Regions from separate parts of the Homo sapiens genome. Here region 2 is linked to region 1. A link is an interaction called in ENCODE POLR2A ChIA-PET data of the cell type or tissue named here. Cell type or tissue: IMR-90. All regions are shown on one strand.

Region 1 (5,000 bases):
AATTGACTACCACCCTTTTTAATCAGTGACAGGAATTAAGAATATTAAGGTTTATTTAAATTCTCAGATGCACTAAAATCGGTATTAGAGCCAGTTTTTCTAGGCTTCTTGAAAACAAAGCTTTTCCTCAGGGCGGTTGAGGCCAGTTGCACTCATTGAGTCTCATCTCTTTTTATTTTCTCCAATCTCTTTTTCTCTAGAGTGAAATGAGCTGTGAAGTAGCCAAAAGATGAGCAGGAAAGAGAAAAGAAAAAGGCAAGGTTTTGAATTAGATACAAATTGGAAAAATAAGTCTTGAAATAGTTGAAAATGATTATTCCTTTTATTTTTGCTTCCTTGGTAGTTATGAACTACATGGTTAGCGTCTAGGATTTATAATTCAGGAGTTTTGGGGTTTTGTTTTCATTCTTTTTCACTTTTTTTATTACTTAGATGATAACTTTTGAATAAAAATGAGGAAACAGTTTTGCAGATTGAAACTGAAAACAACAGAATAAAAGTTAGACAATAGCAATTTATTCTAAATTAGTGCTCGGAAGGGAATATTCTCATAATTTAGGTTTTATATCTTTGGAAAAAATGCTCGTGTCTAAAATATGATTGGCCTCCTTAACTAGATGGCGGAGAGTTAGAACAGATATTTATGTTGTGATTTAAAATTTTGGGGATACAGCGATGATTAAGAGACCTCTTGAAAGCCAAGAATTTTCTCTCTTTCCAAAAGAAAAGCCCATGCCTGAGCCGTGTATTGGGAGCGTGGAACAGACTTCAGGCTTGTTTATATGGGCAGGGAGTGCATTCAAACACGATCTTGCTAATCTTGAAGTATCACACCCGGAGCCACTTGCTGCTTTTGAAGGCTTTTTAAATTTAAATAAGATGTTTCCCCGCTTCGCGTCTCAATTTAATTTTGTGCTTCTCACACACTGATAAAAATAAGACATGACACATGCTTTGGTTAGGCTTGGAAAGCAATGATTGATAGCAAGAGAGAAACCTGAACCAGAGAAAGGGAATTAAAAAGGGCCTGGGGGCGGGGGATCATCTTCTGTTTTCTTTATGTGGAAAACATCTTAGGAGTAGAAACAATTTTTTGAACAAATATATTTAAAAAATGTTTAGTAGGCACATTTTTCTGCCATGTTATAATGAGAAACAGATGTAGATGCTGTTAAATCATGTCAAATATGAACTGCCTGTGTACCCCATGTATATGTGTAAATATTTAACTAGAAAAACAGTCACATGAGAACTATTCTGGAGTGATCTTGGAAGCAGGAAGCCACAAATTATAGGTCTGAAATTTACCATGCATGGCTTATGAGTCCAGATAAGTAAAACCAAATGAAAAGACTCTGAAAATTTTATAAACAGTTCATGTTTTTGGGTAAGGGGAGGGAAGGGAAAAGAGCAGAATGAATTTTAATATACTTCATTCACGCACAATTGGTATGTTCAATTATAACCAGAGTACTAAGAATAATATGACAAGAATTTAGTTATACATTTAAATCTAAGATATTAGTTATCACCCTGCTGCATAGAAAAAATTACTATGGAATCATAGCTTATCTTCAATTAGGTTCTAAAGTCAGCACATAAAGCAAAAATTACAAACATTCACATTTATCCTTGAAAGTTCCCCTTGTTGACATCATGTTTGAGACAGACACACATAGGTTGGCTAACGTGGCCAGTGCTGAAACAGATCATATCTTCTGAAGGTTCCAGATGATGAAATTAGCTTTTGTGTATGGATGGAATGAGGGAAAAAATAATTATTGACATTGGGTGCATGTTGTATAGAAAATATGTATTGTTTTCTTCTTCTTCTTTTTTTTTTTTTTTTTTTTGAGACAGGGTCTCACTCTGTCAGCCAGGCTGGAGCGCAGTGGTGTGATCTCGGCTCACTGCAGCCTCTCCTGGGCTCAAGCAATCTACCCACCTTGGCCTCCCAAAGTGCTGAGACTAGAGGCGTGAGCCACCACACCCGGCCAAGAAAATACATATTGTTAAAACCAGAAGCACATCGTGATTCTAGTAAGGTGGAAATGAAAGCAGATTTGTGCCTTCCATCTCGGTCCCAATCTGGGGCTTATCCTTCTGAAGGGCAAGAGTGGAATGAATCCTACCCTACATTATTCCTTCATTTGTTTTCAAGTTAAATTTTAATTCCCTGGAAATAATATTCTCAAATTACCTTCTGTGACCTAAATTATTTTATTGGGTCTTGGTCTTCATGTAGTGAAAGGCACAGGTCATTAGTGCTGCAGCTCCATGAGTTTTGACAAATGTGTATGTTCATGGAACTCAAACTATTACCAAAAACCAGAATTTTTCCCGTCTTGCTCCATTAAGGTCAATCCCCCCACCCTCTACTCTCACCAGGGCAACCACTGTTCAGATTTCTTTCTCCAAAGGTTAGTCTTGCCTGTTCCAGAACTTCATAGCAAAGTTGTCATGTGGCTTGTACTTTTACATATCTGACTTCTTTTGTTCAGCATAATGTGTGTGAGATTAATCTATGCTCTTGGGTAAATTATCAGTAGTATTTTGTTTCTGTTTATTACTATATATTCTGTCTTATGAACATATTACAATTTGTTTATCTGTTCCTATTGATGGACAGTTGGGTTGTTTCCAACCTGAATTATAAGCAAACTAGCTATGAATATTCATAGACAAATCTTTGCGTGGATACATGTTTTTCTTTCTCTTCAGTAAATACTAAAGGGCAGACCTGGTGGTCACAGAACATATTATGTTTATAAGAAAGCACCAAACATTTAAAAAAAAACCGGTTGTAGCTTTTTACATTCTCATCTTTGTATGAGACCAACATCTTTCTGACTTTTCCCATTATAGTGGGTGTGTAGTGGTATCTCATTGTGGTTTTATGGCATTTTCCTAATGATTCACTATGTTGAGCACTGTTTTATGTATTTTTTGGCCATTTTTACATTTTTTTGTTAAGTGTCTGAGTCATTTGCTTTTTTTTTTTTTTTTTTTTTTTTTTTGAGATGGAGTCTCTCACTGTCGCCCAGGTTGGAGTGCAGTGGTGCAATCTTGGCTCACTGCAACCTCTGCCTCCCAGGTTCAAATGATTCTTCTGCCTTAGCCTCCTGAGTAGCTGGGATTACAGGAGCCTGCCACCATGCCCAGCTAATTTTTTGTATTTTTAGTAGAGACGGGGTTTCACTGTGTTGGCCAGGCTGGTCTCGAACTCCTGACCTCGTGATCCACCCACCTCGGCCTCCCAAAGTGCTGGGATTACAAGCGTGAGCCATTGTGCCTGGCCCATTTGCTCATTTTTAATTGGTCTACTTGTCATTTTATTATCGAGTTGGAGGAATTCTTTATGTATTCTAGGTACAGATTCTTTGACAAACACATGTTTGATGAATATTTTCTCCCAGCTTGTGGCTTGCTTATTCTATTAACATCACTTGTGATTAGAATTTTTTTCTTTTATGTTTATTGCTTTCCGTATCCTGAGTAAGAAATCTTTGCCTACCCCAAGATCACAAAAATATTACTTTATATTTTCTTCTGGAAGCTTTATAGTTTCAGCTGTCAAGTTTAGGTCTATGAGGTAGGAATTGAAGTTAATTTTTTTTCATATGGCTATCCAGTTTTTCCAGCAGTATTATTATTATTCCAATTAACTAATTAATTTTAATTGAGAAAATTGTATCTACTTACTAGGTACATGTTGTTTTAAAATACGTATATATTGTGGAATGGCTAAATTGAACTAAATAACATGTCTAATCTTACATACTCATTTTTTGTTGTGAGAACACTTAAAATTTACACTTTTAGTGATTTTCAGGAATACAATACATCGTTATTAACTGTACTTACCATGCTGTACAATAGCTCTCTTGAGTTTATTTCTCCTGTTTCATTGAACTTTTATATAGTTTGACCAACATCTCCTCTTCCCCTAACCCTTGGTAACTAACCACCATCCTATTCTTTGCATCTATGACTTCAATCTCTTTAGAATCCACATGTAAGTGAGAGTATGCAGTATTGGTTTTTCTGTGTCTGGCTTATTTCATGTAACATAATGTTCTCCAGGTTTATTCATGTTGTTGCAAATGACAGAATTTCCTTCTTTTTTTAAATACAGAATAGTATACCTTGTGTATCTAGGCATAACTCAGAGATATTGCAGGTTTGGTTCCGGACCACAGCAATAAAGTAAGTATCACAATAAAGTGAGTCACCTTAATTTTTTTGGTTTCCCAGTGCATATAAAAGTGATGCTGTGCTGTAGTTTATTAAGTGTACAATAGCATACATCTAAAAAAATGTGCTTCCCTATGAGTGAAGGAGAGGGCCAATAATGGCAACCCAATTTTACAGTGTTACCTAAAGTGAGGGTTAAGAATTTGCACATGTTGGCTGGGAGCAGTGGCTCTTGCCTATAATTCCACCACTTTGGGAGGCTGAGGCAGGCAGATTGCTTGAGGCCAGGAGTTCAAGACTAGCCTGGCCAACATGGTGAAACTGTCTCTACTGAAAATACCAAAATTAGCCAGGCCTGGTGGTTCATGCCTGTACTCGCAGCTACTTGGGAGGCTGAGGCACAAGAATAACTTGAACCTGGGAGGCGGAGATTGCAGTGAGCTGAGATTGCAGTGAGCTGAGATTGCAGTGAGCTGAGATTGGGCCACTGCACTCCAGCCTGGGTGACAGAGTGAGACTGTCCACCACCGCTCCCCCCCAAAAAAAATTGCACATTTTAATTTTGATTCTAGATTTCTGTACTTAGATTTTCATCAATTTCCCATCAATATTTAAAACTTCAAATTTGACTCTGTTTTCCCTATTTGAAGACAGATGGGGGATTGGTATCTCAGGGCCAAATACAGGGATGCTAGTGTGACTATCAGCTCCCAAGCTTGGTATAGATCCACAGGACTAAGATAAAATCCGGGACTTAGTTGTCATTAATGGTGGATACTGGCCCATTCCCATCTGTGATCGTTACC
Region 2 (5,000 bases), 110 kb before region 1:
GCTGAGGCGGGAGGATCACTTGAGCCCAGGAGGTCAAGGCTGCCGGTGAGCTGAGATTGCACCATTGCATTCCTACTTGGGCGAGAGAGTGAGACCTTGTCTAAAAAAAAAAAAAAAAAGGAATTTGTAGTGAAAGATTATAGACACAAAGATAAAGTATTAGTTTTATTTCTAGCACACGATCACATATGTATACTGTGTTTCTAAGGTTGAAATGTGTTTAACAAGTCTGCCAGACAGTATTAATAGGGGATGAGCCATAATGGTAGTTGACAGTTTAGTTTTATCTACAAGATAGAATTGGAAAAGCACATTTGGAGCTATAATTATTCCTGTTTACAGAAGCCGCTCCTGTAGTTTAAGATAATATCAAATTCACACATGTAAAAATACATTTCTAAATTTATTTTTTTTAAGTCTTTTCTCTCTAGGCTGCTCTTTTCCTGAGAGTCAGTATAAATTTTAGGAGCAGTCATTATTATTGTTTCCTACATTTTTATTTAGTAGAAAAAATTTTAAACAAATGTAAGAAGACAATAAAAGTCTGATTATTAAATCATATAGAGTAGAAACTGACAGGCATCTTCCTCCTTCAGAAGTAGTAAAAAATGACCTAAAAATGACTTTTTGATTGACGTGAAAAATCTTCACCTGACAATTCCAACACAGTTGATTAACATTTTGTCATGTACATAAAAGAAATTAGCATTATCTTTAAGATTGTCCTAACTTGGGATTATAGTTAATAGGGCTGAATAAACTCTATAGAATCTAGTTGTATCGATTTTTTTTTTCTGCATGCATTCTGCAGTATAGGTTGAAATCCTTTGCTACAGATGAGTTCTAGAAGGTTAACTGTGAAAGTTTCACATTGGCAATTTCACTTTGGCAGCTTTTAGACAAGACAATGGTGATTCCTATAATCAGCTAACCCAGTTCATACAGTGTTCCAAGCCTTTTGTTCTTAAGCTGAATAAATAATGCTTTGCATTCCAGCCCTTTATTTCATGTCATCAATAGCATACCTCAAGACCACTTTTTTGTCAGTGTGTTAATGAATGTTTTGTTGAACCCTTTTCATCTATCAAGGACTGAAATATCTGATTTAATCTCAGTGGTGCTTAAAATAAACTTTTGTGGCTGAGTTTACTCAAGCCCTTATTTGAAAGCTATTCTTATAGGCAGGCCCAGAGCTAAAGACTGCCAGCTTGTTGGCCCACTGCTGTCTGTTCCTGGGGGCACATTGGGAGCCGTCGTCAGGTTTCTTGACTTGGACTTCTGACTTACTACTCTCTGGACAGTCTGGAGAGTAGGTGGATTTCAGTTCAGTTATTTTTGTAAGTTTTCAAATTAAGTAATTGGCCAAGTGGGTTCCTTGGATGAGAACTCCTTAGGTCAGGGGAGAGCAGGACCTTCGGAAGGTGCAAACGTCAGCTCTGTTCCCACTCTGCCCTCTCATTCCCATCCCAGTCCTGCAGGACTGTGCAGGCTGACGGGTGTGTCAGGGACCGTCTTGAGCTGCAGAAAATGTCTAGAAAGCTAGGCCAACAGTTCTGAACGTTTTTAACTCTTGTACTTAGTATTCATTTTCTCCATCCCCTTCTTTAGGATTGCTTTGTAGCGGAAATGGAGGATAAAGTTTTAACTGTGGTAAGTATACATTCTAAAAGTTATTGTAAAATTCATTTTCCAAAGGCAGTGGGAATCACATTAAGTAAATGCCCTGTGGCTAATTACTTCAGGAGATACTTTGAAATATTGGCTTTTGGGACATGAGTTTTTAAATTTAGGTGGAAGAGAAAGCATAAAAGTTATTTAACAAGACCAACTACTGTGAAAATTCCTGTGCTTAAATTAACTACATCGAGTCTCTGTTTTATTTTTTTTTCTGAACATTTTATCAGGATACAGTTATATGTATATTGCTAGCTAGCCTGCTAGTCAGGATTGAACTGATGTGCAAATTTCACTTTAGGACCATTTTGATTTAAGAAAAAAATTCTTGGCAAAAACCTTATGATGGAGGGGGGATGTGCTGTAACTGTTTAAGGAGCATTTTGTAACTATTCATCATCACTTCCTCCTTTTGACATACGCCAGCCTGTGCTCTTTTGATAAGGCCTTCCTCCTACTGATGTTGAGGAATTTAGCAATGAAACTGCTATAAATATATTTTCCATAAATAGGGAGGCCAAACAAATTGGAGGAATGTAAAAAGTATCACTTCTTGGATTCTCCCCCTTGGAAAGAAAAATCACTCTTTGGAATTTCCTGATTTCTTTGGTTGTTTAATTTTGAAAGGTTAGATGAGTCTGATTGGGGAAATACCACACGTAGCCACTGTGACTTCTATAAGGAGACCACTTAATAGGGATCCTCTCATTGTCTCTTTAGTTTTACCTTGTCAGTGTTTGGCATTCAAAGAATGTGAGTGATCACTAAAAAGATGATAGACCTAAATGTAAAATGCAAAACTATAAACCATCTAAAAGATAACATAGGGGAAAATTTGGGTGACTGTGTTTTGCAATGAGTTTTCAGATAGAACACCAAAAGCATAATTCATGAAAGAAAAATTGATAAGGTAGACTTCATTAAAATTAAAAACTGCTATGTGAAATGCACTGTTAAGAGAATGAAAAGACAAGCCACAGACTGGGAGGATATATATTTTCAAAACACCTATCAGATAAAGGACTTGTATCCAAAATATACAAAGAACAAGAACAAAATATACAAAAAACAAGAATAAGAAGACAAACAACCCAATTAAAAAGGAGACAAAAGATCTGAACAGGTACTTCACCAAAGAATACATACAAATGGCAAATAAGCCTATGAAGAGATGTTCAATGTCATTTGTATTAGGGAATTGTAAATTAAAACAACAATGAGATACCGCCATATACCTATTATATAGGCTAAAATATGAAACACTGACAACACCAAACGCTGCTGAGGTTGTGGAGCAACAGGAACGCTCGTTAATTGCTGGTGGAAATGCAAAATGGTGCAGGCAGTTTGGAGGACAATTTGGAAGTTTCTTACAAAACTAAACATATTCTTACCATATGATCCAACAGTTGTGCTCCTACATATTTACCCAAAGGAGTTGAAAATTTACATCAAAAAATGTGCACAGGATGTTTATAGCAGATTTACTCAAAATTGCCAAAAAAGTTGGAAGCAACCTTAATGTCTCTCAATAGATGAATGGATAAACAAACTGTTGTACATCTATAAAATAGAATATTATTCAGCAATAAAAAAGAAATAAGCTATCAAGTCATGAAAAGATATGGAGGAAACTTACAAGTATGTTGTTAATTGAAATAAGGCAGTCTGAAAAGACTACATGCTGCATAATTCTGACTATTTGACTTTCTAGAAAATCAAAACCACAGAGACAGTAAAAAGATCTATGTTTGCCAGGGGTTCATGGTGAGGGATGGGGTGGTGGATAATTAGGTTGCATACAGGGGATATTTAGGACACTGAAACTATCCTATATGATACTGTAATGAAGGATACGTGACATTAGGCATTTGTCAGAACTCATAGAATGTACACCACAAAAAGTGAACCCTAATATAAATTATAGATGTTAGTTGATAATAGTGTCTCAATATTAGTTCATAATTTGTTTTTGGTGGCTTTTTTTTTTTTTTTTTTTTTGACAGAGTCTCGCTCTGTTACCCAGGCTAGAGTGCAGTGGTGCGACTCGGCTTACTGCAACCTCTGCCTCTGAGGTTCAAGCAATTCTGCAGCCTCAGCCTCCCGAGTAGCTGGGGTTACAGGCACACGCCACCATGCCCGTCTAATTTTTGTATTTTTAGTAGAGATGGAGTTTTGCCATATTGGTCAGGCTGGTCTTGAACTCCTGACTTCAGGTGATCCCCCTACCTCAGCCTCCCAAAGTGCTGGGATTACAGGCATGAGCCACTGTGCCCGTCCTAGTTTGTCATTTATAACAAATGCACCACACCTAGTACAAGATGTTAATAATAGAGGAAACTGGGAATGGAGGCTGGTGGTGGAGGGGATATATGGGAACTCAATGTACTTTTTGTTCAATTTTTTTTTTTTATAAACGTGAAACAGCTTAAAAAAGTAAAGTCCATTGAAAAAATGGCTTAGTCTCAAAACAATTTTTTTTTTTTTTTACCTTGTCAATATTTGGTATTCAGAGACTGTGAGCAATCATTGAAAAGTCAGGTAGGTGGTTGGGGAGAGATGATTCCACTTCATTGCTGAAAGGGGATTTCTGCCTGGCCTGTGCTCTTCAGTGGCCATAAAGGAGCTAATATAAAAGCTGCCTTTTCTAAACAAAGCTGAAATAGTGGCACTATTCCCACAGATGGTAAACATGGAGTCTAAATGCCATGCATTCACTGAGCAGAATTATCAAAATGATTGCCAACCAGAACTAACAATTATAGGTGAAATGCATTTCTCTAAAAATCAGCTTGAGATAAACTTGGTTAATGATTGAACTTTCCTGACTATTTGCTTCTCCAATTCTAGGTCAAGGTTTTAAATGGCATCTGTGACAAAACAATCCGATCTACCACAGATCCTGTGATGAGCCAGTGTGCATGTCTGGAGGAAGTTCACTTACCAAACATTAAACCTGGGGAAGGCCTGGTAAGTTCTAATAACACTTGTTTTATTTTCAGATAACATACATCATCATTTACTAAATTTTTAAAAAAATTCCTTATTGCTTTCACTATAATTCTGAAAAGCAGAATTAATTTAGACTGCCTTCCATTATGTAATTAGGAATGTGCTATCTTGAATCCTGTTGATATGTTTTCTATCCACAAAGTATAAAAATAAATACAGTTTAAAAACTGTATACTCGTATTTTGAAGATAACACTTTATTTTTAGGACTTAGCAATGCAAGGAAATATAAAACACTTACACAAAGGAAAGATGGTCTCTGGGTACAAAAATAACATCTGCTCTGAAAGTATTAGCACTTAGGATGAATGTGAG

Evidence for each region. Peaks named below come from ENCODE experiments on the same cell type or tissue, not always from the same donor. Only the 100,000 strongest peaks of a DNase experiment are listed, where the experiment ranks them.
Region 2: POLR2A ChIA-PET joins it to region 1 with 5 read pairs; 3 of 35 experiments call an interaction of 5 or more read pairs at or near these places.

Annotation. Positions count from the first base shown.
Region 1 is chr6:154,315,566-154,320,565 of GRCh38, reverse strand. The region is part of intron 1 of IPCEF1 (interaction protein for cytohesin exchange factors 1); the gene reads left to right. Among named protein-coding and RNA genes, the nearest start is that of IPCEF1, 39 kb to the left of the region's middle. In IMR-90, no CTCF peak of the experiment used is centred here; DNase peaks (open chromatin) are centred at 1,225 and 2,905; H3K27ac peaks cover 2,058 bases.
Region 2 is chr6:154,430,116-154,435,115 of GRCh38, reverse strand. CNKSR3 (CNKSR family member 3) reads left to right here. Exons shown (of 13, transcript NM_173515.4): 5 at 1,609-1,650; 6 at 4,525-4,644. Among named protein-coding and RNA genes, the nearest start is that of IPCEF1, 76 kb to the right of the region's middle. In IMR-90, no CTCF peak of the experiment used is centred here; no DNase peak of the experiment used is centred here.